7 separate regions of the Mus musculus genome follow, and regions 2, 3, 4, 5, 6 and 7 are each linked to region 1. The links are chromatin loops, found by intact Hi-C in ENCODE. Cell type or tissue: heart. All regions are shown on one strand. Links, peaks and the distances in the headings refer to the core of each region. The heading gives the core; the rest is flanking DNA. Region 1 holds the start of Pax2 (paired box 2). Region 2 has its middle 43 kb from the start of Slf2. Region 3 overlaps Gm26644 (predicted gene, 26644). Region 4 holds the start of Lbx1 (ladybird homeobox 1). Region 5 has its middle 16 kb from the start of Gm41854. Region 6 overlaps Tlx1 (T cell leukemia, homeobox 1). Region 7 overlaps Gm26644 (predicted gene, 26644).

The links. Hi-C counts contacts between places; a loop is a spot of excess contacts. Peaks named below come from ENCODE experiments on the same cell type or tissue, not always from the same donor. Only the 100,000 strongest peaks of a DNase experiment are listed, where the experiment ranks them.
Region 2: it touches region 1 in a loop (4-fold over the local background); 26 of 42 quality-filtered maps call a loop at or near these places.
Region 3: a loop joins it to region 1, with 2.4 times the contacts of the local background. A loop is called at or near these places in 14 of 42 quality-filtered maps.
Region 4: a loop joins it to region 1, with 5 times the contacts of the local background. A loop is called at or near these places in 14 of 42 quality-filtered maps.
Region 5: a loop joins it to region 1, with 4 times the contacts of the local background. A loop is called at or near these places in 7 of 42 quality-filtered maps.
Region 6: a loop joins it to region 1, with 2.8 times the contacts of the local background. A loop is called at or near these places in 12 of 42 quality-filtered maps.
Region 7: it touches region 1 in a loop (2.1-fold over the local background); 13 of 42 quality-filtered maps call a loop at or near these places.

What each region holds. Positions count from the first base shown.
Region 1 is chr19:44,752,864-44,757,249 of GRCm38, forward strand. It overlaps Pax2 (paired box 2), which reads left to right and starts at 4,043. Exons shown (of 10, transcript NM_001368747.1): 1 at 4,043-4,386. RefSeq lists promoters at 1-4,386, 328-4,386, 3,231-4,386 and enhancers at 4-123, 660-1,368, 660-1,069. In heart, for the core only: CTCF peaks have their summits at 2,030 (motif pointing left) and 3,402; no DNase peak of the experiment used is centred there; H3K4me3 peaks cover 1,636 bases; H3K27ac peaks cover 759 bases; H3K27me3 peaks cover 3,946 bases.
Region 2 is chr19:44,885,675-44,890,060 of GRCm38, forward strand. No RefSeq gene overlaps it. Among named protein-coding and RNA genes, the nearest start is that of Slf2, 43 kb to the right of the region's middle. In heart, for the core only: a CTCF peak has its summit at 2,210 (motif pointing left); a DNase peak (open chromatin) is centred at 987; H3K27ac peaks cover 1,689 bases; H3K27me3 peaks cover 1,783 bases.
Region 3 is chr19:44,682,049-44,686,434 of GRCm38, forward strand. It overlaps Gm26644 (predicted gene, 26644), which reads right to left. Exons shown (of 2, transcript NR_167899.1): 2 at 3,705-4,386. Among named protein-coding and RNA genes, the nearest start is that of Gm26644, 11 kb to the right of the region's middle. In heart, for the core only: a CTCF peak has its summit at 2,301 (motif pointing right); no DNase peak of the experiment used is centred there; H3K4me3 peaks cover 824 bases; H3K27me3 peaks cover 3,949 bases.
Region 4 is chr19:45,233,341-45,237,726 of GRCm38, forward strand. It overlaps Lbx1 (ladybird homeobox 1), which reads right to left and starts at 3,501. Exons shown (of 3, transcript NM_010691.6): 1 at 3,291-3,501; 2 at 1,563-2,301; 3 at 1-917. The coding sequence starts at 1,887. The coding sequence ends at 394. In heart, for the core only: a CTCF peak has its summit at 2,281; DNase peaks (open chromatin) are centred at 2,991 and 3,421; H3K4me3 peaks cover 3,271 bases; H3K27ac peaks cover 460 bases; H3K27me3 peaks cover 3,883 bases.
Region 5 is chr19:44,654,095-44,658,480 of GRCm38, forward strand. No RefSeq gene overlaps it. Among named protein-coding and RNA genes, the nearest start is that of Gm41854, 16 kb to the right of the region's middle. In heart, for the core only: a CTCF peak has its summit at 1,785; no DNase peak of the experiment used is centred there; H3K27me3 peaks cover 3,842 bases.
Region 6 is chr19:45,153,207-45,157,592 of GRCm38, forward strand. Tlx1 (T cell leukemia, homeobox 1) reads left to right here. Exons shown (of 3, transcript NM_021901.3): 2 at 310-511; 3 at 2,688-3,737. The coding sequence ends at 2,910. Among named protein-coding and RNA genes, the nearest start is that of Tlx1, 4.7 kb to the left of the region's middle. In heart, for the core only: no CTCF peak of the experiment used is centred there; no DNase peak of the experiment used is centred there; H3K4me3 peaks cover 2,182 bases; H3K27ac peaks cover 434 bases; H3K27me3 peaks cover 4,000 bases.
Region 7 is chr19:44,690,698-44,695,083 of GRCm38, forward strand. All of the region lies in intron 1 of Gm26644 (predicted gene, 26644), which reads right to left. Among named protein-coding and RNA genes, the nearest start is that of Gm26644, 2.6 kb to the right of the region's middle. In heart, for the core only: no CTCF peak of the experiment used is centred there; no DNase peak of the experiment used is centred there; H3K4me3 peaks cover 651 bases; H3K27me3 peaks cover 3,238 bases.

The DNA of each region.
Region 1 (4,386 bases), core at 180-4,179:
CATGTCCCTTCATTCTAAACACCCCCCCCCAACTTTAATGCATTTAATTTGGTCTGCGCTGTAGGGAGCATTTCCTAGGGAGGTACGCTTAATTTCGGAATTTCTAATCCCCTCCCTCAGAGCTAAGGCCATAGCTCCCCACGCTACTCCCCAGGAGGTAGAGGGAGAAAAGACAAGCGGGGCCGAGGGTGGGGGGAGGGGCACAGCTGAATGCTTCACTGCAGCGGGGGAGGCGGCGGGGGGGGGATTGCTTGCCAGGTCCTCGGTGACACAGCCACCTTCGAGAACTGCTAGAGACCCTGTGCCTAATGACTGGGGTCAGGATCAGGATCCTGTGTGCAGAAGAGATGCAGTCATGTCACGCCCCCACCCCACCCCCAGCAAAAGAGTAAAGAAAGGGGGCCTGGGTGAGCGGGGTTAGCAGACAGGATCTCTGCCTGCACTTTACTTATGCATGATCCGCCCACAGACGCATTAAAATCTGGGGTATAAGTCACATGCGGCTTGGGACACCTTTGCATAAGTATCTATGAGAGGGCCTTCTTGCAGGACCGCAGGCCTCCCGCACACCTAACACTCACGCAGAGCAGGCCCGCTCCAGCGGAGAACCAGCTTGACCCTAGGCTTTCGGAAGGGAGGTAGTAGGAGTGGGGCTGCCAGGCGCCAAGCGAGCATGGCAGAGGTGGCAGCAGAGAAGGCGAAGGAACTGAGATCCACAAGGAAGATTTATTGGGCAGATCAGATGCACAGAGGCGACTAATGAAGCAAATCCCGAGATGGGTATCAGAGCAACTCCCCAAAAGTTTATTTGCCTTTAAATTTCCGCAGGGAGGCGGGCTCCTTGTTTGAAGTGTAAATGCCCCTAGGTTGTGGGGGGGTGTTGAAGGGCTGCTTTGAAAACACTAGAGAGAAAAGGTTCATTTAGAGTCAGATGAGGGAAAAGCAACCAAGCCTGACAGGTCGAGCCCTGGCTGTGTTTGGGGTTGGGTTGTTGTCTTTCTTTTTCTTTCCTCCCTTTCCTCTTCTTTCTTCTTTTCTTTTTCTACTCTTTCCCCTTCTGTTAGGGCCCATAGAAGAAGAAAAAGAACAGGAAAGGGGGAGTCAGAAGGAGAGGCCATCGAGAAGGGACATCTGCAAATCAGCCCTTCCTTCTAAAGTCCAAAGAGAGGGCTGTGCAGAGGCTAACGGGCTTCCAAAGCAGCAGGGTAGATCGCCTTTTGATTATCTAGACCCAGAAACCAGCTGGAAAACTAACAGGGAAACTGGAGGTGTGTGTGTGTGTGTGTGTGTGTGTGTGTGTGTGTGTGTGTGTGTGTGTATGTGTGTGTGTGTGCGCGCGCGCGTCCCAGGAGTCCTGGGAAGGCATGCCTGAGTTTTCTGGAGCTACATAGAAATTAGACTATCACTAGCCCTCATTCCTAAGAGGATGTATGTGGCAGATACTTGCGTAAGTGCAACTTCAAAAGTGTTTTACGAATTGAATTGTTAGTTCTCTTTACAAAATGTAAAGTTCGACCCCACTCCCATTCTTATGGGGAAATATCCATTGTCTATGTTCACATTTCATAGGACGTGAAACATGAAACTATATTTCAGTTCTAGAGGACTCTGGATCTCTGTTGGAGTGAGGAACTCCGCTGATTTTTGTTTCCTCAACAGACATACCAAGACTTAACTTAAGCACACCCAACAAGAGTTCCTTTATGAACTCTTCTGAATGCTCCCCACCTCAAATTCTGGACTGATTGCTTCTTCAAAGGAAGATAAGGCTACTGCGGTTACTACCACCTTAGAGCTTCTGGCTCCCCAGTATGGGAGCTGACCCTTTTAGGCTGAAATAACTCTGTTTCCACACACACACACACACACACACACACACACACACACACACACACACACACACACACACACTTCTTTTCTGTTCCCTATGAGAAGTTAGTGCGTGTTGCTGAGGTTGTGAGGTTGTGAGATTTGGCCAAAGCAAACCCGGGAGCGCCATCTACAGGCCTTGAGAGGAAGGCATTGGTTTTCCTGGCAGGACCCCTGAACCTCCTACTCTTCCTGCCCACGGGAACCTAGTCCTCAGACCAAAGGAAGTGGGGGACAGGGTGGTGGTGGGCAGATGGAAAGGTGGTTTATTTTTATTTTTATTTTTTAGTTTCTTACTTTCCAGCAGTTACTCTGCAATTGGATTAATCTAGCCGGAAATTTCCAGGAGACCGGGCAAAGGCCCAGATCCCAACCGACCCAGCTCCCCTTGGAATGGAAAGCTCAGAATCCGGTGTAGCTGAGCCTGGCCTGAAACTCACCCAGAATGTGGGCGGTTCTAAATGCCCGGTAGGAGTCAGTCTGAGACGGGCTGAGAGTCTAGTGGGTGCTTCCCCCAACCCCATCTACTGCCGAGGCTTTTTGGCTATAGGGACAGGGGCACTGTCTACACTCATTGCCCTTCCTCTGGGCTTCAGGAGCTGCAGACAACACCAAGGAGTCTTGGGTCCGCCGGGCAAGAAAGCTGTGTTTCTCAGCTTGAGCTTCCTGGAGCCGCCCTTTTTCAGACCCAGGGAAGCCTGGGAGGAGGGAGCGAAAAAGGGGGGGGGGGTGAGTTAAAACATCAGCTGAAGTGCCAAGATGATTTATGAGACTAGGGAAAATATTTCATAAAGATCTCCTGGATATTCTGTACTTAACCAGTTAGGAGACAAAGGGCTTCTCTCGCTTAGTGCGTGCGAGAAGACCCCAGCGAACAAGGGAGCGAGTGCGGGCCAGGCTGCAGAGACTGGGCCAGCGGCTCTGGTAGGAGCCGGGCCAGGCCGGCGTGCTGCGCCAGCTGCGCTCGCTCGGGATCTGCAGAGCTGGCGGCGGGCGGCGCTCAGTCGCGTTCATAGCCTCCTCTTCTCCCCAGCCGGGGAAAGAGAACGCCTTGGTCCCGCCTTGGGCTTCTGCATCCTCTGTCACTGCCGCGGACAAGCCGCTGCGCACCGTCTCCCGGCACAGTCCCTTCCCTAGCTACCCGAGGGTCCAGGTGCCAAGTTCCCTGGCTCTCCTACCATCCGTTGGGTCCCACCAAGGCAGGTGGGTTCTAGCCAGAGGCCTCTAGCTTGATTCCAAACCAGGCGTCTGGACTGCCCAGACTCCGGGGAGGGGGTGCGCGCCACCGCGTGTGGGACGGGAGGGGACAAACTGCTGGGCACTTTGCCCCGGAATGAGAATCATGCGTGCGTGGATGGGAAGGTACCACAGGAGGAAAAGGCGAAAGGGAAGGACCAGAGGGAAAGGGAGAGAGGAAGGAAGACACAGGGAGAAACGGAAAGGAACTCAGCGCAAGGGTAGCCGAGTTAGGACAGGGGCTGCGGACTCGCGGGCGTCTGGGATTTGCGGGCATTGGCCGGTGGATGGCAGGGCTGGGCGAGTTAGGACTGAGAGCCTGGCTTCGGAGTGCCGCGCGCTCGGAGGCCCTCTGTGGTTGCCTGAATATTCATTAGGCTGGCCGCTCTTTATCCTTATCTAACGTTTATCTTCTCGGCGAGTTTCGTTTCTCAGTGTAGTTTTAATCCGGGGCTCCCATTCCTCCTCCCCCTGGCCCGCTCCTCACCCTCCCTCTTCCTTCACCCGCTGCTCCCTCCCGTTTCCCCCCCCTCCCGGGCCCTCCCCTCGCCAGCACCGGAGTGACAGGCGCGGGGCCCTCCTTGCCGAAGCTCGGGGCTCCGGCGCTGGCGAATCACAGAGTGGTGGAATCTATTGCCTTTGTCTGACAAGTCATCCATCTCCCGGCGCGGGGAGGAGGAGGGGGTCTGGAGGGGGCTTTGCAGCTTTTAGAGAGACACACACCGGGAGCCCAGGCTCCAGTCTCCGGCCGAGTCTTCTTGCAGCCGCAACCCACCTGGGGCCAGCCCAGCGCTGCGGGCGCCGCTCGGCTCCTAGGCTGCCTCCCTCCCTCCTGGCCCTTCGGTCGCCGCGGCGTGCGCCTGCCTTTTCCGGGGGCGGGGGCCGGCTCGCACGCTCCCCTCCCGCGGGCGCCCGCTTGGACATCCCGGGGATTGCTACTTCTCTGCCAACTTCGCCAACTCGCCGGCACTTGGAGCGGCCCGGCTCCCCTCCTGGCGCCCTCGGGCCGCCCCCGCCCTGAGCTCTCTTGGTTCAGAGCCTCTCGGACAACCGGGTTCCAGGGGAGCTGAGTGAGCCGTCTTCCCTACCCGGCCTCAGCTCTGGCCGCAGCTGGCGCGCGAGCCATGCGCCCCAAGTGCCCCTTGGTCCAGCCAGTCGCCCCGGGGCTGCGTTGCTGACTGCCCAGCCGCGTGCCCCAACGGTGGCAAGTTGCAGCCTCTGCGGTCGCAAACCCCAGCGGGCCCGGAGGAGTCCCGGCGTGGAGCGCGGCGCGGCGTCCCC
Region 2 (4,386 bases), core at 80-4,079, 130 kb after region 1:
TGAAGTCAATTTGCACGCTAGTGTGTGTCTCTTCTGGGGGTGCTGCTCTGGGAGGATCGGGGCCACGTGTTTAAGCAGAAGGTATCTGTGTTTGAAGGTGAATACGTGTGCTGTCAGCTGTCAGTCGTCCATACGTTGGAGTGTGTCAGAGATGGGGAGGGCAGAGGACCGACCGCCCTCCCCAGGGTCTTCCAAGCTCCTGGCTCGACTTGTGCCAGGCCATTTGGGGAGCGCCCGTGCTTTATGGTGCGCGGGTGAAAAATGGAAATGCTAATAAGTAAGTCGTTAAGTTGTCTTGCAAAAATGTTAGATGATAAATTGGGTAATGTTATTGTTGAAATGAAATATGTAAAATAAATGAGTTATTTATTTCTAATAAATATTTTGTTTACGATATATTTGTAGGGATGTTAATTATTTTCCCCCTCAATCGGGGCAACTTATAAATTCTAATAAAGTGCAGGCTGTGAGAACATCGAGGGTAGTGTTGGCTCCTCCAGGCCGGGCTGCTCCTTTGATGGATGTCATCAGGAGTCTCCGATGTCCCCAGCTCCACAAAAACATAAGAGGAAACCAAAAAAGGAAGCCAGACTAGGTAAAGAACTCCTGTGAACCAGCACTTGGTGGCTGAGGCAGGAGAATAGTGAGTTTTTAAAAGACTGTCTATGCTACATAACAAAACTTACTTTGTCTCAAAAAAAAAAAAACCAAAAAAAAAAACAAACAAAAAAAAAAAACAAAAAAAAACGAAGGCGAAGTGGGTGAAAGAACAAGAGAAAAGGAGAGAGAGAAGCAAGCCAGGGAAGAAGATACACAGAGAGGGTCATGATGAGCCGATTAAATATCCCTAGGCTAGGTCCTGCTCCTTAGCTAGCTAGCTGATTGGACTCCTGGCTGTTCCGTTAGCATGGGAACAAGAGTCCTGCAAACAGCCATAAATAGCAACAGAAATCAAAAGGTAATCCATGTCACCTACATCTGTCAACAGCACTGAGCACTCACAGTAGACTGGGTGCCCTCAGTGACCCCCACTCTTCCCTGTCCCTGTTGGGGATGCCCAGAGAGGCAGACACTCCATCTGCCACTGTTTTTAGATTCCCCACCCTCTTCCCAATTAAACTTTCTCTTGTCTTCCTTCAAGGAAACCTACCCTCCCTCCCCTTGGTCCCACCTCTCTCCGCCAGCCCTTTTCTTTCCACCCCTTCCCCCAATGCAGGGCTGTCTAGGACCAAGGGTGTCAGTGGCTTTTTCAGAGGTAATCCTTGCTGAGCCCCTTGGAGAGCAATCTGACCAGAAAGCAAGCAAGGCCCGGGCCTGGCCCCTAAGGCTGGCCCTTGGGGTTGAGGGTGGGGGTGCACATTCTCCTTCAGAACAAGCTGGTCCCTGCAGGCATTATCTCCCTGTGCGTAATAAAACTGCTGAGGCAGGACCACCTGGTGGGCAGGGACAGGCAGCACAGGGACCTGCTGGAAGACTGTTCTGTCCCTGCCCTGGGGGCAGCCAGCTTTCCCTCCAGTCTGCTCACCCAGCTCCTGGGGCTCTACAGTAGGTTCCCACGATGAGCCTCCAGGCTGACCAGATAAAGGACTCAACCACCTCCACCTCGAATGCATTCCTCAAGATGTTCCCGAGCGAGCGAGCGAGCGAGCCTTCTTTAAAGTAGGGCTGAGGATTCATGCTTCCCCCAGACTGGAGTCCCTAATGTCTGTCAGAAAGGGAGACCTGTAGCTCTCTGTCCACCTACCTCTGCCCACCCTGCCCCCCATAAGCCTCTGCACCTGCTCTAAAAACAGTATCCCTGTCCATAGGCATAGCCTGTGTACATGTATGCACACATGCAAATGTGTGTTCCAGAGGCCAGATTTATGGGAAGGTAGAGAGACCTGTGACCTTGACTAAGATGAGGGGAAATAACATCAGTCAACAGACACGGGTCACACGCACGGCCACATTCACAACTTCCACAGAGACACAAGAGACACGCTTGTACACAACACAGCCTTGTGAGTACCGGGGAGTACTGGTGTTGTACGAATCCAGCCACAATGCCCCAGTCAGGTGTACCCAAAGTCCTTGTGGATGAACTCGAATCAGGTCCAGGAGTTGAAAAGAAGGCATGACCAAACAAAAAGGATATATGAAATCATTGCCAATCCACGGAGGTAGAGGTAGGGGGTGTTGACACTGGGAGAGGGCGCCCCCTGCTGGACAGAACAGCCATGCACGCTCCCCATGCCAACCTTTCTCCCTTACTTCAACCCACTGAAAACATCTGAACACCCAGCATACAAGTCTACCACACAATGGTCGAGGTCCAAGCAGACTACTATAGCTCTAGGTTCTTTTCAAAACATGCAAAATGTTTGACCATCATTTGTTTAAACTGTATAAATAATCTACTGGGTTTTAATAGGATTTTTTTCTATGAATCAGCAACAAAGCATGAAATGTGGTATTTTCACCATGAATAGCTGGGAAATTAGTCACCTCTGTCCATGATGCTCCATGGCTGTAGACCCCCATGCCATCTTGTCCCTCCCTCCCTTCCACTTCAAGCTACACTGGGTTCTTCAGAATGCTGCCCCCTTCAGCGTCTGCCTTCCTTGGCTAACAGAAGAGGGAAATTCCAAGGAGCCCCTGACTGAGAGTAAAAGTTAGGAACCCTGTACCCCATTTCACACAGTCTCCATCTGAGTTCAGAGCTTCGAATCCTGAGTCCCGGCATAAGTTCCAGTAAAGGCTGCCCCAGGTTCCAGATAAGCAGGCAGTGTAGGGAGTGTTCGTTGGTTTAAGAAGAGAAAGATTGGTGTCCTGAACAGGAAGTGTAGCGATGTATTTGAGGAGTCCCAGGTGGCCGGTCCCCCCAAGTTCATCATCAAGGCATACCTGCCTGTCAATGAGTCCTTTGGCTTCACTGCTGAGCATTGGTCCAACACTGATGGCCAGGCCTCCACCAGTGCGTGTTTGACCACTGACAGATCCTGCCCGGAGACCCCTTTGACAACAGCAGCCGCCTCAGCCAAGTGGTAGCTGAGACCCACAAGAGCAAAGGCCTGAAGGAGGGCACCCCAGCACTTGACAACTTCCTGGACAAACTGTGGGCAGCCTGGGATGGCCACACGCTGCACAGTGGCCGCCCATCAGAAGACACCGTGAGACTATCCCCACTGTGCCCCTCTGGAGGCTGCTGGGGCCACCCTGACATCACTCAGCACTCAATTGCTACCAATTCTATTTATTTCAGAATTACAAAGCAGGGGGAATCACCCTCTGCAGGCTGGACTGGCGGTCGTGGGGTGGACGGGGCACGTCTCTGAACATTTTTCAGAGGGAAATGCTAAGATGTCCAAAAGTCTAAATAAATGCATTCGGAAGTTAAAAAAAAAAAAAATAGAAAGATTGAGCTAGTCACCCTTTTCTCCAGACGTCCCCCCAAAGAGTTCTCAAACTTGGCCCTAGTCTGCCGCACACCCTTGTCTAGGCGCTGACAAGAGTGAGACCCATGAACCTACCAAGGAGGCTTCCCCGCTCACAACCTCGGCTGGCAGCAGAAGGTGCTGAGACAGGGGAGCCACAGTTGGTTACAGAGAAGATCGGCTCTAGGGAAGCAGAAAAGAGAGCCATCAAAGGCAGAAGCCCAAGCGATGTTAGAGATGAAAGACTCAGAGACAAGGTCAGATATGGGAAGGTGGATGGGCAAGAAACTATCCAACGTTCAAGGAAGGTTTCCCAATCTCCCTCCAGTTGTCTCTTGACTCCCGATCCTTGGCTCTACCTATCACCTACCCTGCAGCCCCTAAACATCTCTCCCTGCCTCAGGGTCCTGTCTGGAAAAGCAAACAGTCCGTGCCAGTGACCAAGGACCTAGGGACAGAGCTGGCTGGCCCTAAGGCAATCAGCCAAAGGCTGGTAAGACTCGGCCTCCAAGTTGGGCATGGGCCATGGGGGAGGGGAGGTGGGCCTCCTTCCTTCCGGGACCAAACCACTATCCACGTGTTCCACACAGAGCAGGGCCCCTTCCTTTCTGCCCCCTGCCCCTAGCCCTAGATGAATAAAACTCAGGGGGTTAGGGGAGCTATTCATGGAACCAGAGAATGTGTGAGCTGCCCACAGCCCCCTCTCATTAGGGGACCCCCGTCAGGTGGCGCTCATTAACTTCAAGTTGTCTCTTGTTTTAAAACTCTAGTGAGGGGGCAGGGTGGCGGGCACATTGTCTGGCTACTGCCCCAAAGAGATTAGGCACCCAGGGGGAGGGGGCAGGCAAAGGCCCTTTAATTAGTTACTTTGAAAGGTTCCCTGTCCTCTTTCTCTCAGGTCCCCCTCCTAAAACTACCTCCCCCCCCCCCCCACGGCTGGGCCCAGCTTCGAGGGGGGACAGTCTTTTCT
Region 3 (4,386 bases), core at 202-4,201, 71 kb before region 1:
AATAGAGAGTAATTATTCTCAAGTCATTTACTTTTTCAAAGTGTTTAGTGCTTATCTGTTTTACAATTAAAATGGAAACGACCCTGATTCACTTCCTTTCTTTTTTATTTAAATAGCACTCACCCCCCCACACCCCCAGTACACACTCTCAGCCAGTCACACACAATCACACTGGCACACAACCCTACACACACACACACACACACACACACACACACACACACACACACACACACAGTCTTCTTGGATGTGGCAACATGTCCACATTCAAAAATACAAAAATATATGGATATTTTCTTTGTCAGACACTCACAAAAAACATACATGGGCTAGTCTTCATTCAGACAAAAACACAGCCTCAGTAGGACAGACGGACACTGTCTTTTGTCATTCCTTTGGTGTTTGTGAGAGCATGAGGGATAGGCATTGTCAGAGGGAAGGACACAAACCAAGAGTCATCTTTAATGTGGATGAGTGTTGAAGGTTTGGGTGTAAAAGCTGTCTTCCTGGGTTTACATGAGTGTGTCTGAAGTGTTCAGAGCATGGGTTCATGTGAGGATAAAAAAGTGTGCATGTGAATGTGAGAGTGAGTTCATAGCTTTGCTCCTGTGTTCAGGCATCAGTCACTGCCTTGGAATGGTGTGTGTGGAGTGGGTGTTCACACCCAAGCCTGCCTGACCCCTTGCTCCGTTGGCCCATGACCCCCACCCAACCCCACCAAGACCTGACCTACTTTTAACTGAGAGTGCCACGGAGAAATTGTTCCATGAGGGACCAGGACAGGCAAGGGAGAGGGGCTTAAGAGCTGAGAACAGCTCACTCATGCCATCCTGGCTGTTTCCATCTGTTCTTCCGGTCCCAGGACCCTCTCTTTGACACCCCCCCCCCCATGACTCTTGTATCAGTCTCTTACTGAGCTCTTCCTGAGCCCACATCCAATCCCCGACTGCTCAGTCCTCCAGCCTCCACCCATGCCTCACTAAACCCTGATCCTGGGTTAATGTGTGGGGACACGAATGCTCCTTCATCGCAGACTTCCTGCCGGCCTTACTGTTCTTTGCAGGAAGTGCCTGCTTACTGGAGACATCCCAGACAGCAAGGCGCTTGCCTGTAGGCACCAAAATGTATGGCCACACACATTCCAAATCCTATTCAACCGGCAGAGATAGCTCTCAGTTGTCACAAAGGCCAACCTCAGGGAGGGCAATTAGGCCATTGCACCTCACTAGGACACTTTATCACTTAGGTGACCTGCGCAGTGCAGGTTCAGGTCCTAGTTCCCACTGCCCACACGAGAAGACTGAGTCGCAGAGTGGACTAAGATGGCCAGGAGCCCCGGAGGGAGTCAAGCGGCAGGGGACCCAGGGGTCTCCTAGCACCTGCTGACCCCAGCATCCCCAGCTTCAAACTCTCAACCCACCCTCTACCGGTTCTGGCTGAACTGGTGGAGCTCTGACTTTGAACACAAGGATCCTGGCGGGCTGAACGAGAACGAGGGAGCCCCCAGGTCCAGAGGAAAGCAGCTGTGGCGATGGCTTCGTTTTGGATTTTTGCCTTTTTTTTTTTTTGGACCGCAGTAGGGGTGACATTTATAGGTGGAGAATGCCTTTGTGATTTCCTGTCTTGACTTTCTACCTCTCTAGAAATCTTTCTCCACTTCTCTTGATTTGGTCCTGATTTCTGAGTATTGTCTCTCTCCGCTTCTTTCTGCGGGCCCAGCTGTCCGTCCGTCTGTCCGTTCGTCCGTCTGTCTGTATTACTCTTCTTCCTTTCTCTGCCTGGCTCCGCCGTTCCATCCCCGTCCTTCGGCCCCTCCCTGACTCTGGCCTCTCACACCTTCTTGGAAAAGTAAACATTTAATTTTTTTTTCTGTTAATAGATTTAATGTTCATTTGTTGGTAGCCCAGGGGCAGAAACGCGTGACATTTCAAATAATTGTTGTTTCAGGGGTATCCTCTGGAGGGAAATGCGGCAAAAGTGTGGAGAAGATTTAAGCAAATGACTGTGTCAGCTTCTATTTACTCCTGACAGGATCGCCGGGGGCACGGCTGCGAGATAACCATTAGCGCGGCCGCCGATAAAGCGGGAGGCTGCATTTCTAAAGGCTCCGCGGCCATTACGGGAAAGTTAGTGTGAAACATGTTAAATTATCCCCAAAGTGGAGCGAGCGGGGGAGCGGCGGGGGGAGCGCCGGGAGAGTTGCCGCGCCTGCGCCTGCGCCTCCGCGGGGGCCCGCTGCGGGATGCACTGAGGTGGGGTGGGGTTCCGTGCCGCGCCCACCGAGGCCCACCAGGGGGCGGTCGCGGGCGGCGCGAGCCTCAGTCTGCCGGCTCGGAGGGGTGGGTAGGTGGGTGGCTTCGCGAGCGCCGCCCTGCGGTAAGGGCAGTCCCTGCGTCTTCCCGCACCGGGCATTGGGGGTCCAGTCTACTATACCTTGCACCTTACAGCCGCGCTCAGCAGCCCTTCAGGCCACATCTGTCACTGCCTTCAATGGCCTGCGCTGAACTAGCCACCCAAGATGGGTATCATGGAGTCACAAGGAAAATATCTAATGATGGGGTGTTAGCTAAGCTTGGGACAGTTATACCTCCCTTTTTGTAGCATCTTTATCAGTCTACCTAACCCCTAAACAAACAAACCCTCATCAGAGCAAAGGTTACATGCCCTCATCTGCCTGGCCCCAGGTCTGTGCTAGGGCCTGAAAGGGTAGTTTACTAGCTTCACCTCCAAGAGTCGGGCTAGTTCTGTAACCTGGGCCTCAGTTGCCTACCTAGGGTGTGGGAATAATATGTGCCCCATATATTTCACACCATAAGAGTTAGCTAAAGCAACGAGGTCATGTAAAAGTGAAACCCTTACACGCAATACAAGGCGTTAGTATTGTTTTTGTTTGTTTTGTCACAAGTCTCATTATGTCACTCTGGCTGTCCTCGATGTATAGACCAGGCTGACCTCAAACCCACAGAGATCCTCCTGTTTCTGCATTCCAAGTGCTGGGATGAAAGCTATGGGTCACTACAGCCAGCTTGGAAAGGATTGTTGTTAACGTTAGACACAGGCACGGGGAGTGCATGAGCATAAAGATCAGGAGAGGCTCTAAGACCTGGGAGATGGGATGGCAAACAGTTCTGCTGGGTTTAGGGCTCATCGTTCCACATCTCCTGGCTTTGTTACTATTAAACACACACTCTGCCTGGGGTAAATACACCTCTGCCTGGTAGCCTGTCGGAGAAAACAGCATTTCCAGGCTGTCCCCAGTGGAATCGTACTTAAGTAACAGTACACCTGGACCAGAGCACTAGGGAAGTGCTGAGGCTCAAATGTTGCCTGAGGAGAGTGGACTAAGGAGGCAGAAAGGCCATTTGTGTCAGAGAAAGAGGAAGCCACCTTTTCCTTGTGTAGAAAGGATGTCCTGTCTGACTTAGTGACACAGCTGTAATCCAGGCCAGCCTGAGCCACACAGTGTGATCCTGGATAGATAGATAGATAGATAGATAGATAGATAGATAGATAGATAGATAGATAGAGCAAGCCAGGTGGTGGTGGCACACACCATTTAATCCCAGCACTTAGGAGGCAGAGGCAGGTGGATTTCAGAGATAGAGGCCAGTCTGGTCCACAATAGTGAGTTTTTAGTACACAGAGAAACCTGGTCTCGAAAAACCAAAAATAAGTAAGTAAATAAGTAAACAATCACAAATAGGTAAATAAATAAATAATCTTTAATGTATTAAAGTTGTGAATCACGTAAATTATATATCTGGCCTTGGGAGCCCAATCCGTGGGACAATGGCAAGCTAGTGTCTTAAAAAGAGACAAAAGCAAAAGAGCAGAGATGAGAAAGACCTCAAACCATGGGTGTGTGGTGTTTGAGGACTTTGGGTGAGTGGAGACAAAAGGGATTTCCAGGTGTCAGGACACATTGTGTCCTTTGGACATGGGAAAGAGGGTGGCCTGAACTTGATTCACAGTTTCCATGCAGAATCTTTACAAAACCCTTAGTACATTACAAAAATGAGGAACATTTCTGGTTTTCATACAGACCTCCATCTCACTGGCTGCCCAGTCTGCTGTGACTAGAATCTGATGTCATATACTCTCCTTAATAAACTGGACAGTCTCCTCCGCATTTCTAGGCTTTATTTTGCTCTATTCCTACAGTGGACACGCCTCTGCTGAAGCCACGCCTCTGCTGAGGCCACGCCTCTGACAATGGCAAGGTAGGTTTCACCGTTTGTTTGCACTGTCCTAGGCCCGACTGCTCTGGCTCTTGAGCTATTGGTGTAGACTCTTGAATTTTCCACCAGAGCATGAGTCCACTGGGGTTACTATAACAAAAGGCCTAAGACCAGGAAGCTTACTCACAAATAAACATTTATTCCTCAC
Region 4 (4,386 bases), core at 296-4,295, 480 kb after region 1:
GTCAGCCGACCCGGCAGCACCCGGGCTTTGAAAACATCGAAATCTCTGAGATTAAAAAAAAATAATAATCATAATAAAAGAAAGAAAATAATCAAGCTGTGGTGGGAGGAACCCACTATATAGGCTTAAATATTTATACAGAAGCCATACAGAATTGCACGGCGAGGGCTTCCGGGGCGGCGGAGGCCTCGTGTGGCGGCCGGCCCCGCCGGCCGGCCCGGATTTATTGCTTCGAAAAGGAAGAGGCGGCTATCAGGGGCCAAGCCCGGCCCCGGGACAAGGGTGGAGGCGGGAGGTGCAGAGGAGGTCCCAGCTCCCCTTAGCGGTCCGATCCGGGAGGCGGCGGGCATGCGGGCACTGGGGGCCCGGGCGGCAGGAGGTCCAGGGCGCAGCTCAATCGTCCACGTCGATCTCTTCATCTTCCTCATCCTCTGAGCAGTCCTGGCTGCTGGCCCGCTGGTCCGTGAGTGGAGAGGCGGGCGAGAGCTGCAAGGGTCCTCCGCCCGGGGCCTGCGGGGCGCCTGGGGGCAGCGCAGGAGAACCCGGCCTAGACTTAGCCCTGCCGCAGCCACCGCCGCCGCCACCGCCCGAAGCCTCCGAGTTCTGCTCGAGTTCGGCCAGCGCCACGATGTCCATCTGCCCGCTGGGGCCCAGTTTCTTGGCAGACTCCACGTCGGCCTTCATCTCCTCTAGGTCCCGCTTGAGCTTGGCGCGCCGGTTCTGGAACCAGGTGATGACCTGTGCATTGGTGAGGCCCAGCTGCTGCGCAATTTGGTCGCGATCTGCCGGGGACAGGTACTTCTGGTATAGAAAGCGTTTCTCCAACTCGTAGATCTGGTGGTTGGTGAAGGCCGTGCGTGATTTTCGCCGTTTCTTGGGCGTCTGCCTCTGCCCAAAGATGGTCATCCCATCGCGGCCTGGAAAGAAATGACAGTGTATGCTCGCGACGAGAGAGTCAAGACCCCACCCAGACTCTCTCCCATAACTCTCCAACCGACTCAGGCCCGGGGTCCCGCTCTTGTTTCTTCTCCAATTCGATTCCACTCTCTAAACCTGAGCAAACTGGGCCATGGGACACCTCCTGTCTCTGGTCTCCTGAAAGTCCTAGGAAAAAAATGTTTTAATTTCTGCTCCCTAACAGTTGGTCTGAAAGAGCTAAAGTCTCACAGAGTGCAAGGAAACCACACAGAGACTCCCTAAATGTGTTGTGAACACCGATTCTCCACCCCTTTCCAATGGCCGGACTCCACCCTACCCAGGAGTTGTCAGGGGAAAAAAAATTTCGCCCTCTTCCCAGTCCAGGAGTAAGTCTAGGAGAGTCCAAGCGGACGGGAAGCCTAGGTAGCCGGCCAGACTCCGGGAAGAGCTTGGGTTCTCACACCTCTCTCAGATCACCTCAGAGGTCCCTAGGAACTAGGCTCCTGCGCCCCTGTCCCCAGTCTCAGCTGCAGAAGCCAGGACTGGAGGGGCCTGGCAGCCGGCGTGGGCAGAGGCAGGGGGTACGAAGGGCAGGACACTGCGTGTGGGCGACTGGGCGCAGGGGAATCTAGACTTGTGCCTACCTTCGGCTGCCTGCAGGACGCTGACCTCCAGCCCCTTAAAGGTCTTGCTGGCGAGCTCCTCCAAGGCGCAGAGAGGCGAGGTCTGCGAGAGCAGAGCGCGGCCCGCCAGGGGCAAGCCGCCCGGCGCGTGCTTGTCCGCGGCCGCCAGCAGGTGCGCCGCCCCACACAGCGAGTAACTTCTCCGCACGGACGGCTTGTTGAGGATGTCCTCGATGCTGAACGGCGTCAGCGGCTTGTTGGAGTTGGCGGGCGGCGGCAGGTGGTCCAGAGGGCTGCGTCGCCGCTCCTCCCCTGGCGCCGCCTTGCCGTCCTCCTTGGAAGTCATCTCGGCCTCGTTTGGGGGCCCGGCCGGGGCGGCTCGGGCCGGGGGGACCCAGCCCGCGGGCAGCTCGGACGCTGGACGGTGCGAGAGGAAGGCGAGAGGCGGGCAGGAGGCCGCGCCGGGCAGGGCGCGGATGGGCAAGCGGCCGATTAGCGCGGCGACCCGGGCGAGCGGAGTGGCGCGGGGCCCCGGGAGGAAAGCGCTGACGCGGGCGCCGCCACTGCCACCGCCGCCGCCGCCGCCACCGCCGGGGTTTCCAGCAAGCCCGGGCCGGAGCCGGGAAGCGCCGCGCCGGGCTCCAGTTTCGCCAGCCCCGGTGCTATTTAAAGGTGTCAGGTGGCTCCGCCGCGGCGGCTCCTGGCCCGGGGTCCTGGCGGCGGCAGTTGGAAGAACCGAGGCGAGGGCGCCGATCCCGGACTGCGAGGGGAGGCGGAGAGACGGGGCAATTGACTATTGCTAACAAGTTAGCCTTGATCGAGGAGTAATCAATTATCTGCAGCTGAACTTCTCTTTCTTCGCTCTCCCTTCTTTCTCCTCTCCCTTCTTTCTCTCTGTTCTCTCTCCTCCCTGTCCTCTCTCTCTCTCTCCCTCCCTCCCTCCCTCTCTTCACTCCACTCTGCTCCCCCCGTCCCTCTCCTTCTCTACCTCTCCCTCGCCCTCTCTTTCACTCTCTGTCTGTCCAATGCAGGCGGCTCTAAGTTGGGAAGCTCATTAATTAGCGGGCCGGGGTAGGAGGAGCCGGCTGGAATTAGCCTGCCTAATGCGCCTGTCAGTCCCGGCTCTACGCCGTGCTCGGCCCGAGATGTTTGTAAATTACATTAGAGGTGCCTTTATTGCTCCCGAACCTGGGGTGACTAAAAAGCCACCGCCCCCCACCCCCCACCCCAAACTGAGAGCAGTGCTCTGGGCACACCCGTCTCCCGCCGGCCTGGCCGAGATGGCAGCACCAGCCCGGAGATCTCAGGCTCTGCAAGCCGCAGTTGGGAAGCTTGAGAAGGGTACCAGGATCCCCAGCCGCGGAGTGACGCGGTCGCCGCGCGGGCCAGGTAAGAACTGGAGCCCAGGCGGGTCCTGCTGCTACCCAGTGTGGACTTTGATGATCCCAGATCAAGAAGCCAGCGTCCCTATTCTTACACACTCTTGTCTCTCCCCCCCACCCCCCAACCCCAGCCCTGGGCCGTGAGCCCGAGAAAAGGAGAAGCTGAAGGCTCCGGGGGCTGGCCCCTAGGAGGTCAGAGCGGGCTGCACAGCCTTGGGTGGGCGACACGGGACAGAGGTGGGGATCCTAAGGGCTGGGGGAGGGGAACAATTGGAGGGCTCAGCCTTCCCCACCCGAAGAGGCGGAGGGAGGAGTTGGCTGTTCTGCACGCCTCTCCCCTGATCTGAGCCTGAGGCGGGCGCCCTACCTCCTTCTGCAATCTTGCACACTCTTTCCTCCCGCCGTGGCTCTCGGGGCAAGCTAGGGCCACCACATGTCTGATGACGGACGTCTGACGGAAACTCGGCCGGGTGTCGGGGTTACCCGGGCGGGTTCCGGGCTTCCCCGCTGCTCTCTGCCCCGGCCAGGGCCGGGGCCCCGCTGCCCGCCCCGCCCAGCCGGGCACAGGGCTTGAGTGTACAGCACGGCCCGACTCCAGCTGTTCCGGATGCGGGGTGGGGGCCGGGAAGGGGCCGGGCCAGGGCTGGGGCTGTGCTCTCAGAAACTCGCAGCGAGGCCGGAGAATCTGGTTGTGGATCCCAGGGCCTGGAATCTCTGAATATTAGGCGAGCATTTTGTGTGCATCGTTATTTGAAAATGTTTGGTTTTCTTTTCTTTCTTTCTTTCTTTCTTTCTTTCTTTCTTTCTTTCTTTCTTTCTTTTTTTTTAACGTGTGTTTTGGCGTGTGGTACTCCGTGTGTCTTTTTTTTAACCGTTTATGGATCTCTGGGCATTTAGGCGGGTTTGAGTCTCAGCTATGCCTTTCTTTTCCCTTAAAACGCGACAGTGGGGCTGTGCTCTGGGGCCCTCTTCTCTCTTGCTACTCCATCTGGTTTATGTTGGGCCCGGATTTTCCACTTCTTCTCTTGGAAAAAGGAGGAAAGTAAGAGGGTGTAGGAACCAGACGGAAGAATACTTCTCCCTTCACTAGCTGCACACATCAGACTTGCTTTGTTTGTAAACTCCTGGATGGTCTGTGTACTCCAGAAGCACAACTTGGGTCAGAGAAAGGTTTCAAGAGCAGCTGGAGAATTTGTGGACCAGGGTAGGGAGTGGGACAGAAAGAATGGGATCCTCCCTATAGGCAGAGAGGGAGGGGGGGGGGGACTTAGCTGGGCTGGGGACTGGAACAGGCTTCTTCGGTGCAGGGGCCTGATATTTATTTAATCATTTGGATTCATGGCATTGTAGCCTTGAGGAGTAGAGAAAAGGATTTGTACCTGGAGTTCCCAGTGTGATGGGGGAACTGGCCTGCTTGGGAATGCTAGAAGCCATCTTTCTACTTCCTTCCCAGACTTCACCCT
Region 5 (4,386 bases), core at 170-4,169, 99 kb before region 1:
ATGTTCTCCCATGAGCTACACCCCCACTTCCCGCTATTCCTGCTATGTGATTTTGAGCCGGTTATTTAACCTCAGTTTTCCTATATATTAAATGGGAACAATAATGATAATAATAATAGTAATAATAATAATACTTTCTCCCTCATAGGATTCTTATGAAGAGTAAATTAGTTGAATATGTATAAGTTGCTGAAAACATGGTGAGACCCCACAGCAAACACAAGGAGCCTGAGAGACAAACCACCCAGTCTGATTTATTTTTAATTTTTGTTTATATATACCTTTATTCACTGGGGCGTTTTGCCTGCATGTACAATATGTGTGCCTGAGGAGGTCAGAAGATGAAGTCAAATCTCTTTTTGTTTGTTTGTTGTTGTTGCTGCTGCTGCTGTTGCTGCTGCTGCTGCTGCTGCTGCTGCTATTGTTTTAAGACAGGGTCTAATAATATAGCTCCAGCTGGCTTGGAGCAGACAGATCTACCTTCCTCATGAGTGCTGTGATTAAAGGCATGCCCCCACTACGCTTAGAGAAGTCAAATCTTGAGGAACTGGAATTATAGGCATTGTGAGGCACCACATGGGTGCCACCGAGTCCCGGGTCCTCTGCAAGAACACCTGTTCTTAACTGCGAAGCCATCTCTCCAGACCCTTTATTTCCCCTTTTATTATGTGTATATGTGTGTCTGTGTATATGCGTATATGTGTATATGTGTGTCTGTGTATATGCATGTTTATGGCACATGTGTGCAGGCTCACCATGCCTCCTGCACACCAAGGCTGGCCCTTTAAGAATCCTGAGCCCTAGGGAATGTTCTAAGCAGGTGCCCCTCACACCTCTGAGCAGCAGTAGCAGCTTCACCTAGGAGCTTGTTTGAAGGGCACGTGTTCAGATCCCAGCCCAACCACAGAATCAGAAATGGAGATGGGGTCAGCCAGGAGCCCTGGAAAGACTCCGGGAACAGCAGGGACTGAGGGAAGCCTCTGCACGAGAGGAGTGTTGGCCCAGGCCTTAAATGTTGGGTGGAGGAGGAATCTCTAGAGAAAGGGAAACCAGATATGGCGAGTGGGGCATGTCTGTGGTCTTGGCGGGTAAGGAAGGAGAATCACTCTGATTATGAGGCTAAAGGGAGCCCAGAGCCAGCCTAGAACACACAGCAAATGCAAAACCAGACGGGTGGGGGATGGAAGTAAGAAAAGAATAGTAGCCAATGCCCTTTGACTTGACAAGGTAAAGAGTCCAGCTGATGCAGTGAGGCTTCAAGCTGGGGATGTGGCAAAAACTAAGCCAGGCTGCTGGGTTGGTGTCCCTGGATGCAGTGCCTTATTAATTGATTCTCCTCTGAATATCTCAGGGGGCTTTGTAGAATTATCTTTAAAGGCAAACTCTTGGGATCTCCCTAAAAAGAGAATGTCCTGTGCTAGGAGTGGCCTTTCATGCCTAGGCTTCCCACTAAGTGGCAGCCGCCAGTCCTGAAGGACTCTGCGGAGCCCCAGCCTCCCGTCCCATCAAGCTTAGAGACAGAAAATGTGAGGCTTTCACAAAAGGTGTGAGGGGTCTGAACCAGGTCCAGCAGAGACATCAGAGTACCCGGAGGCCTTCCTGGCACGGCGTCCCGTGAACACACACACACACACACACACACACACACACACACACACACACACAGAGTGTGCCAATGGTGAGACCCTGGACTGAGAAGAGCCCAGGGTGAGCTGGCTATGGGGCTTCAGGTCTGGAGAAACGCTAACAGACTCCCGTGTCCTGCCTGGGGCTACCACTAGGAGGCTAATGAAAAGGGAAGAAGCAGGCTGGGGCTTGGACCAGCAGGAGACAGCAAAGGGACAATGTGAAGCAGGAGGGAGGTGGCCCCTCAGGCAGGGACAGACAATGTCCCCATATGGGAAGCAGACGGAGCCACCCCGCCCTCTTAGTCCTGGGGCTCTGTGCAGCAGGCAGCACTCTCTCGCTTGATCTCTGAGCCTGGGTAGCTGTACCCCGGAAGCTGAGCACACTGAGCTTCTGAACAAGTTGCAGAATAAGGGCTCAGCTCACCAAAATTCCCATAATGGCATGAGGACACAGAGCCAGGCAGAGGCAACCATATGCATCCTCCCTAGTATGCACCCAGTTAGGTGACAGTCTACTTTCTCTAGATAGTCTTCAAACAGGCTCAAAGATCCCCTAGAGCCGGCCAGCCTACCAATTTTGTTGTTTTCTATAGACAATTATTTCTAATACTTTAGCAGAAAGACCACTACCATGCTGCGTCCACCATGAATTTTCCAACAGATGTGTGGGGCTTGGTTGCCAGTCCGCACCAGCAATGCTTGGAGCACAACTTAGAGGGGTAGCTGGGGTGACAGAGACTTCTGCACGACCCCCAACATCTGCTACCCACCAGGGAAAGATCTGCCAAGTAATCCCAAGTTTTGGATCATTTGTAACGAGCCCCTACCCAAGTTTATTATATACAAGACATTTTTAAGACCTACCATCTCCATGTGTCCCTAGTAAGCCATTGTCTCGGTTTCCTAAGACCCTCCCTGTCTCTAGGTTTTAGCTCAGCCTCATTTTTGCTCGTACACTATTTTTTTTTGCGGGGGGGGAGGGAGTATGAAGTATGAATAAGAATTTTACAATTTCACAGTGGAGTCAAGGGCAAGAGATTGGAGCGCAAGGCCCAGCCAGGTCATCCCTTATCTTCCCTAAGGAAAATACAGCCAGGCTTCTGTTCCTCTCTGCGACAGGCCCAAAGAGAACCTCTGTAGGATAAGAGATCACTCAAGATTCTTCAATATTTAAGAGGTATCTTGGCCCTACTCTGTGTTAGACCCTTTGCTTGGGGCATCAGTCAGTTCTCAATTGGCTATGAGCAATGGGAAAACACTTTGAATTAGTTTAAACACAGAATGGAATCTACCGAAAGGGGAGGAGAATCTGCAGGTGATCAGAACTAGGTTCAAATAGTCCAAGAAAGCAAGAGCAGACTTCCTGAGCCTCGGGGATATACAGAGCAGGCTCCTAACCAATGAATGCCACGTCTCTGAGATTCACCAGCTGTCACTGGGGAAAGCTCAACACTCAGTTCCTTCTTGAAGAAGCCCAGAGATGGCCCTAGATTGGTCCCCAATAGGTCAGTTGGTATATCAGAACCAGGAGAGCCTGCCAGGGTCGGGTAGGATTAGAAGACTCTCTTTGAGACCATGTTTTTATTTCCAAAAGATGAGCCCCTATTCCAGGGGCCTCTGCCAGCAAAGTGCCAGAAAATCCTCACAAGTGTATGTAGTGAGAATTGTTAGCTTTAGGGCCAGAGATATGGCTCAGCAGTTAAGAGCACTGACTACTCTTCCAGAGGACATGGGTTTGATTCTCAACACCTACGTGACAGCCCACAACCACCTATAACTGCAGTACCAGGGGGGTGCTATACCCACTCCTGGTCTCTGAGAGCACCGGGCATACAAATGTTACACAGGCATACATGTGGAAAAAACATTCATGCACATAAAATAAATCAATTAATTAATTTTAAAGAGTTCTTAACACACACACACACACACACACCTTTTACAAATGTATTAACTGAGATTTGGTTCTCAGCCCAGTTAGCCCAAGAGCCTGGATCCTCAAAGCCTGTATGTTTGATAAAGGTGATGCTGACTTCCTGGGAGGATCATCCAGTCAGTGTATCAAATAGACCAGGTATATGCCACACACTGCAAGCTGTGTGGGACTGTCAGAGATCGGTCACCGCAGGGTTATATGTGGCAAGAAGGGAATTACGGGGCGGGGGGTCGGTCCTCTTCTCATCCTGTGATCAGTTACTGAGGTGGCACTTGACCTGATCCTTAGAAAAACAGCAAACAGATCAAAGAGTTTGGCCAAAGCTGAGAGCACAAGCAGGAAATGGGTTGGAAGTAGAGACAAAAGAAGAAATTGTGACCAGTTTGGACTGGAGATGAAATTGCCAGAGATTGAAAGTACAGGCTTGGGATCTCAGCCCAAGGGCTGTGGTCCAAAGGACTTATTTAGACTGTATCTCAGTTTCCTGGTTAGTAAAACAGGACGAGATTGAAATAGCTACTTAAGACTGTGCTGAAATTTGAATGAAATAACATAGGAAAATAATGCTTTGAAGCAATAGCTATTATCATAAGTGATTTAGAGTAATTCACGTTGGGAACCACTGAGTATTTCAAAGTTGGACTGTAATAAAGTACCACAAACTGTGTGGCTTGAAACAACAGAATTTATCCTCTCATTTAGAGAATTTATTCTAGAGGCTTCGAGTTCAAAGGCTTGTAGTGCAGCTCAGCTGAAGAGGGCTTACCTAACCTGGTTGACATCCTGACTTCAGTCCTTAGTACTAGGTGGGAATGGAGATGA
Region 6 (4,386 bases), core at 273-4,272, 400 kb after region 1:
GTAAGGGAGAGGGGAGTCAAAGAGGAAGCGGGTGGGATCTCTGAAGCCCCGGGCTAGGGAGATTTCCTAAGTGGCAGCTAGGGGACCCGTCAGCCTGGCGGGCAGGAGGGAGCCCTTTGCGATCCTGGGCTGGAGGTGGAGGGTTGCCGGGTGGATCACTGCCTTGCTTTTAGGGGGTACAGCCAGTGCGCTCTGACTCGCGGGGTGTCGGGCCTGGGACGCCTCCTGACGCTCTGCCGCTTGCCTCTGCCGTCTGTCTGTCTCCCGCTCCAGTGGCCCTCTCACCCTTCACTGTAACACGCCGTATAGGTCACCCCTATCAGAACCGGACGCCCCCTAAGAAGAAGAAGCCGCGCACATCCTTCACGCGCCTGCAGATCTGTGAGCTGGAAAAGCGCTTCCACCGCCAGAAGTACTTGGCTTCGGCGGAGCGCGCTGCTCTGGCCAAGGCGCTCAAAATGACCGATGCGCAAGTAAAAACCTGGTTCCAGAACCGGAGGACGAAATGGAGGTGAGCTCACGGGGCGGACTGGTGGCTGAGGAGCGGGCTTCCTCTGCCTCTCTCGGGTTGCACGCACTCCCTCTGCTTGCTGGTTTCCGATCGGTTTAGACGAGTGAGCGCCTACAGTCACTGGAGACCACAAACAACGAAGGGCAGTAGCCTGGTGGGGTTGGAGAATCTTTCCTGTGTTTTAAGAGACGCTTCAGGGCTTTCAGGACAGCACTGTCTACCCTGGGTAGACGCTGCTCATTTCTGCCGCTGAGGCAAATGGGCCTATAAACCAGTCTATGCGATCTGGATTTCAATACTCAGGGAGTCCTTTAGGGGCTTTTGATTGCCCAGCCTGCCTTTACCGGGTGGAACCTCCCCTGACCCTGAGCGGTGCAGACAGAGGGAGCCGCGCCAGGTCTCCGCGCTCCAGCCGGACTCTCCGCCGAGCGTCTGGGGCCCCGGACCGCCGGCTGCCGCTACTTACTGCTTCCTCCCCAGGCGCTTGAGCTCTGCGCAGTCGTCCCCCATCCTGGAAGGGGAAAATCAATCTGCGCCGGCTGTGGCTGGGATTCTCGGGTCCCACTGAAAGGGGGAGGATCAATTAGAAGCAGATGGGTGTGAGGGAGGAAGAAAGAGACATTTTCCTTCTGTCATCCACCGACGACAGCGCTCACCACGCTCTCATTTTCTTTTATCCCCCCCCCCCCCCCCGCATACACCTCGGCCTTCCTCATCTTCTGCTCACCTTTCCCCCCAATTATTACGAATATTAGGCCACCACACACTCTAAGCAGCTTTATTCCCTGAGCTCCGTGCACCCCTGAGCCTTTCCACACTCCTCTGATTCTCCCTTTGCTCCGGGGAGTCTCTGAGCTCAGACCCTGGGGAGGTGCTGTGGCAAGAGTCGGAACAAAAATCGGAGGCGCCGCTCCGGGCGGGCCTAGAGCGGGAGGAAGGAATTGGAGTTTCCTCTTTTTCTGAATGAAGGCGAGGAATCTGCCCGAGATTCCGCCTTCGAGGCCACAAAGGAAGCCCGGGCCCTGCGACTCCTCTGTCCCCCACCAACATTCCTGTGGCTGGGGAAGGGGTGGGGAACCTGGTTTCAGCCCTTTGGAAAGCTAGTTAAAGGAAGAGCTGGGCTAGCTGAAGAGGGTGGCTGGTACCCCCGAGTTTTCGACGGTGGAAGGGGGGGTGGTGCTTAGAAAGCCAGCCACAGGCGAGGAGGGGAACTTAACACAAAGGGAAGGGACAAAGATGGTCCATTTTAGAAGAAAATTATAATAAATATTTTTAAAGGTGGGGCGAGGGGTGCGGGAAAAATGAAAGCAGCCAGAAATCTGTGTGTGAAGGAAGGTATCTGATCTGATCACTTAAAACGTGAGTTTTCACTTCGAACAAATTCCCCTAATTCAGAGGAAAAGAAGGGGTGAAGAAAAAAAACATGGGGTAAAACAGAGCATGGAGGAAAACATTTGGGTAGTTTAAAATTCAGGGAGACAGGGAAGATGAGAGAGAGAGAGAAAGACAAGGAAAAGTCAGAAAGGCGCTGTGAGAACAGGCGGGCGTCCACCTCGCCCCGGGAAGAGCCGTGAGCTTCAAGCGGTTTCATCGATCGCCTACAAATTGCTTCTGGAGGCCCCGGGGACTCCCATTAGGTCTGTCCACCTTAGAGACAGACGTTTGATCTCAGTTGACAGGGTGGAGGGGCGGCATTAAATGGAATAAGTGAGTCACAGCCTCTCTAGACCGCCTGGGAGGAAGCTGGTGAGTCCGGAGAGAGCCTAGGGGCACTGGGTTTGGCACCAGAGGTCTGAGGCCTGGGCCAGGCTGGAGGTGAGAAAAAAGAGGCACGTCTTTGGGGCCTTTCAGGCTTGGGATAGCATCTGGGCTTGGGATAGACCAGTTTATCCATGGTGTGCCCTTGAGAGTGTAGGCTATGTGACTTAATGGGGGAGGCCCAGGAGTTTTGGGCTTTTTCATTGCTCCTCTGGGACTGGGACATTTCTGCTCCATCCATTTTTGGGGTTTCCAATGTTTTTGTCAGGACCCCCAAGAGTGGAGAGTGCCTTAATGGGGCCATAAAGAGCTGAGGGGTGCCTAAGGGGCTGTCTCCTGGGAGCTTGCTCCCGGGCCTGCGCAGGCGCGCGGGAAGAGGGTTAGAGTCCTGGCTAGTAATTGCTTGTTCCCCACGCAGGCGACAGACAGCAGAGGAACGTGAGGCCGAGAGGCAGCAGGCGAACCGCATCCTCCTGCAGCTGCAGCAGGAAGCCTTCCAGAAGAGCCTGGCCCAGCCGCTGCCTGCAGACCCACTGTGCGTGCACAACTCCTCGCTCTTCGCCCTGCAGAACCTGCAGCCGTGGTCTGACGACTCCACCAAAATCACCAGCGTCACGTCCGTGGCTTCGGCCTGCGAGTGAGGACCCAAGGCCCGTTGAGGACTTTCCGGAGAACCAGAACTCTCGACACCCTTTCTGACTGCACGCAGGAGGGAAATGGGGGGCTTCTCAGCAAGGCTCCCAAGCACCGCCTCCACTCCCCTGCGGACACTTCCTGTCTTCGGTGGAAGAGGGCTGGGGATACAGGCAGAGACATCTTCCCAGAAGCCTGTGTGATCCTGCCCTCACTCTGGAACAGTTCAGAATCCTCTGTTTTCCTCTATTTCATAAAATTTACTGATTTTTAACATGGGACAGAGAGACCCAAAGGAAGTAGGGTCCGGAAGGCTTCTGGGATCCCCAGGCAGCCATCTGTACTAAAGCTGGAAACCTCTCTGTTCCTCTCCTGGGAGGAGAGCCCGGAGGTCCACACAGAGGTGATACCACTGTCCCTCCTGGTGTCACCCAGAGCTACACACAGGGGCCTATCGCAGAGCATCAGTGCACACACAGGATCACAGCAAATGACCCTTGTTGTAGGGCATAGTCTGGGGTGACTCTCAGACTCACCCAAACAGCACGGACCTCAAACACACGGCCATAGTCACACTGTGACACACACAACAGCTAAACTTGGTCTGTCAGGCCCTCAGCCACACATCCCAGCATCACCCAGGTCACCCAGGTCACCCAGGTATGCACAGACAGGCTTTCACATAAATGCAGCCCATTTCTCCAGATCCTGTTTGGGGAGGGGGGTAAGTTATGCCCTTATAAGTTATGCGCTTATAAGGTGTTTTCTGTGTAACCATTTTATAAAGTGCTTGTGTAATTTATGTGGAAAAATAATAAAAGCCTCTGGATCAGGACTCGGGGCTGTCTCCTCCCTGCCGAGGAGCCCAGCGTTTTACAGCTCCTTGGGTTTGGTGCAAGATGGAGCGTCAGAAACAGCAGCAAGTAACCTAGATCCGGGGAAGGGATGGGTGGGCAAGATTATCAGAGAGAGGGAGAAGGTGACACTGAGGGGAGCCAGGCCATCCAGAGTTCGAGAAACTGTGGGATAGGTGTCTTTGGGAACGAGAGCTGTGTGTTTTGTGTGAGCAACCAGCCTGTTAGTGTTAGTGAATGCTTGTAATGAGATTTGAAGGCGTGATTATGTTCGAAGTTCTAGTGTAAAAAAATGTTTGTTTCTCCTTAAGTTGAGCTTACAGTAGTGGTGTGTGTGTGTGTGTGTGTGTGCGCGCGCGCGCGCGCGCGCGCGAGACCATGTAAGAATGAGCCATTTGGGGGGTAATTTTGTGATTATCCATGTTTTAAGATTGTATATGGATCACGTTAATATGGTGGAAGTACACATTAGTTTTCCTTTGTGAATCTGGTTTTGTGGTAAATGTGTTTCAGAGTGTGTATCATCTCTAATTGTATAGGTGTAATTAAGAGCGAGGGATAACCACGTGTGTGTGCCTGTGTGCCCTGTTTTCACTGTAGGGCAGGTACTTGTGCATGGTGATTTTAATT
Region 7 (4,386 bases), core at 88-4,087, 62 kb before region 1:
AGTCAATTAGCAAGAACATTAGGGAGTAGAGCCAAAATACCTGGGCTCCGGCTCTACCCCTTACTAACTGTAAGGCCACGGGCAAATTACTTTCTCTGCCTCAGTTCCTGCACTTGCTATAGTGGCACAGTAATTCCTCCCTCTCAGGGTCGCTGTGAGTTTAAAGGACTGGAATACACATTATAGAAACTCTGGTGTCTCTTAGCCACTTAATATGTGCTGCTCACGTTCTCACGGAGATACAATGCCTACCCATGCAGTCAGTAACACAGACTTGTAGACAGGTCACACTGTCGGTGTGTGGACATTTGCCAGTGTGAGTCTGTCATGGCTGTTGAAAACGAGGCTCTTAAGAAACCTTGAACGGATCTCCTAACAGCTCCCTTTTTTGTGGGTTTTCAAATGTATATATAATATCCATGTGTGTGCATATGTGTAGGTACATGGGGGGGGGAACGTGTTTGCACATGTGTGGAGCCCAGAGATGGACCCTGGGTGTCTTAATTTTGAGCAAGGTCTTGTGCTGAACCTGGGACTCATTGATTGGCTAGAATGTCAGGGCATACAAGCCAGCATCATGGATCCCACAATCTCTACCTCCTTAGCCCTGCGTTTACAGGGCTGCTGCTGAGCCCAGCTTTTCATGTGGGTGATCAGGGATCTAAACTCGTGCCTTCATGTTTGTATACCATAGCACTTGGACCACTGAGCCATTTGCCCAGCTCCTAACAAAGTTTTCCTCTGAAAGGGCTCATGTAGGCCAGGCTATCCTTGAGCTCCCATCATGTAGCCAAAGATGAGGTTGACATTGAACTCTGTCTGGTCCTCCTACTTCTCCCTACTGAGTTCTGGGAGTATATGCCCAGTTTACTGAGGACCAAGTCAACAATGCTTTTTAAGCATTCTACCAGCTGAATCACGTCTCCAGCCCCCAACTTTTTTTAAGGGGGGGGGCGGAAGACAAAGATTTCTTAGAAGCTCCAAAGTCACAATATTGTTACACTCACACATACTAAAATTAACAATAATTCCTTAATTATTGTTAATAATCAAATATCCTGTCTATATTCAAATTTTACTTATTTCCCCATTACATATATATTCATATATACACCATATGTGGACATTGGATTGCTGGAGTAAGAAACCAAATGAAGTCCATCCAGTGATGTCTCCCCTTATTTCTTCTAAATAAAGAGTGAATCTCTTTTCTCTTTGAAAAATATGAGGCCTTTGACCAGAAGGATGTACATTAAAAAAGAAAGAAAGGAAGGAAGGAAGGAAGGAAGAAAGGAAGAAAGGAAGGAAGGAAGAAAGAAAGAAAGAAGAAAAGAAAAGAAAAAGAAAGGTGTTTTCTTCACAACTTTTTCTCAATGCACAAATAATACATGTTCTGTGTTGTGGGAAAAAAAAGGACTGAAGACATGAATTTGATCCCCAGAGTTAGGTGGCTCACAACTGCCTGTAAATTCAGTTTTAGGAGATTCTGACCTCCACTGACGCACACATGCATGCATGCATGCAAGCACACACACACACACACACACACACACACACACACACACACACATGTACATACACTTAAACATAAATACATAAAATTTAAAGAAGAAAGTAGATAATGTGGATAAAGTGAAAACCGTCTTACACTCCTCAACTGGAGCTTTTTAACCATTTTGTCTCCATGTTCTCATCTTCAAAATGGGAATGTCTCCTTTCTCAGGGTGCTGAGAGAGTTAAACTAAACAGAGCTTGGAAGCTCTTAGGTCGATGCCTGTCAGTCACCCAGGTTGTTTTCAGTCATTGCTCTCATGGGGCAAATTTGGAGGCATAGCGGGTTGGAGCGTGTTCAGAACCATGGACAGAGGCAGCGCACTCCCATCGGCCTCCAAGCTTTGGAAGCAACCAGCAAAACTGGCCTAGGCGGGGCCAGTGCAGCTTGTGAAGAGGAAGGAAACCTGGGATTTTCGGAATCCGCGTAGCCTCGCTCTTCCTCCGTCTGGCGGAGACAATTACTCGGATACGCTCGAGCTGGTCTCCCCGAGACCCAGGGTCATTTCAGACCTGGGCCCGGGTCCTTGGGCAACAAGGCTGGCCAAGCAGAGGCCGGGTGACTCAGTCTCCCCGATTGCAGACCAACTCGCAGGAAGACCACAAGTGCCTCCCTCCTAAGGGCCTCTGCACCTCTCAGAGCTCCCCCCTCACCCTGCCCCACCGATGCGCTGCCCTCCGGAGTTGGGGTGGTGGCTAGGGGGTGGGGAGAGCGGCCTCCGGAAGCAGGCTCAGAGCACAATTAGCAGGAAGCAGAGTCGCCCGCGAAGGCTGATTTAATTAGGTGACACGGTGCCAGGCAGGGATAGGGGGGAGGAGGGGAGAGCAGGGTCAAAACATTTTGTAAAAATCTGTTTCACAAACGCTTCTGCTCCCCTCGGGCCAGAGAGAGATTAGGCGTCTTTGGTGTCGATCAAGGCTGGCTGGCAATAGCTGGCCGCAGGGCAAGGCCAGTGCCTCCTTCATATCCGCGTCTCTATTGTCTAGTCCCCAGGACCATCGCTCCTCTGGGATGCTGGTTGGGACAAGGTGGGGAGGCAGTGATAACCTAGAAAAGAAATCTCATAAGGCAGAACACACATGTACACACACACACACACACACACACACACACACACACACACACACACGAGTTTTAATAATTTGGGAAGATCCACTTCTCAAGCTACCATTGGCTGATCAGACACTCGAATGCCTAGTCTCTATTATTTATACTCTGTGCCTCTGTTTCCTCACTCCTAAAACAGTAAAGATCCTTTAAGAGTCCCTGCCGGGTGATGGTGGGGCGCACGCCTTTAATCCCAGCACTTGGGAGGCAGAGGCAGGCGGATTTCTGAGTTCGAGGCCAGCCTGGTCTACAAAGTGAGTTCCAGGACAGCCAGGGCTTTACAGAGAAACCCTGTCTCGAAAAACAAAAACAAACAAACAAACAAACAAAAAGAGTTCCTGTGCAGGGGCTGGCGAGATGGCTCAGCAGAGCACTGACTGTTCTTCCGAAGGTCCTGAGTTCAAATCCCAGCAACCACATGGTAGCCCACAACCACCCGTAATGAGATCTGACGCCCTCTTCTGGTGCGTCTGAAGTCAGCTACAGTATACTTGTGTATAATAATAAATAAATCTTTGGGTCTGAGCGAGCAGAGGTGACCAGAGTGGGCAGAGGTCCTAAAAATTCAATTCCCAACAACCACATGAAGGCTCACATCCATCTGTACAGCTACAGTGTACTCACATACATAAAATAAATAAATAAATAAATCTTTTTTTAAAGAAAAGTTCCTGTGCAGAATGAAGGGTGTGTAATGGCAGGTGCTAGACTTACTGTAAGCATTAGATACCAGATGAGTTGAGACCTTTGGTGCCAAATCCTAAGACAAACACTGCATGTGGATGTAGAAACTTCATGTCTAAGATACTTGCAGTAGCTCACCTGGTCACGGGTAGATGTGGGAATTGCTCTCAGAACTGTTTGGTGTTGAAGCCTGTGCCATTTTGACACCTCTATTCTGAGCTGCTTGGTTTCCCAGGAGACCTTATCTCAGGTGATCTCATCGGAGCCACCAACTCTCAGCCATGTCTGGTTCAACCACACTTCCAAGACACGCGCATGCGTGTAGTACTGAGCCAAACAAAGTCTACAGTGCACACACATCTGTCACGGGAATACCCTCCCATGGAGAGAGGCTCTGGAGCATCATTTTGCTCAGAAGTTACGCAATCCACATGTCGGTGTCAAAAAGCTACACACAGCATCACACGTGTACAGATACACAAAACGTTAACACTCCAAAGTAGTAGTAAGATTTGAGCCATCGCATAGGCACGAAGACTGACGGTTTGGTTCTGCAAAGCAGCACTTACGTAGAAACACACAGAGAAACATCATTCAGCATACACAATGATGTCATACCCCACCTCATGGACCGACACAGACATATGCATCAAAACACATAACACTCTCCCACTTGAGAGATGTGATCAGATATAGATGGCACAGAAAAAAAAAAATCCAAGCCAGCGTACATATGTCCTAGACATACCCACGCAGACCAGTGGACAGAGGCAACACTTAATCTCATGGGCACACACTCACATGTACACAGACAGCCTCAGACCTTCTGGGAAGCTGGCTTCTACCCAAGAGCTTTCTGCCTCCCAAAGTCTTCAGGGCATGTGAGTCATTGACCCCACGCCCACCCACCCCCACCCCCTTTTCCAGCTGAGTCCAGGGCAGCAGCAGGAACACAGTCCTCCAGCAGACATGTGCAGGTGACCCTGGACTGCCCATCATAAGGATACCCTCTGAATCATCACTGCCAGCCCAAGCTGGAGTCA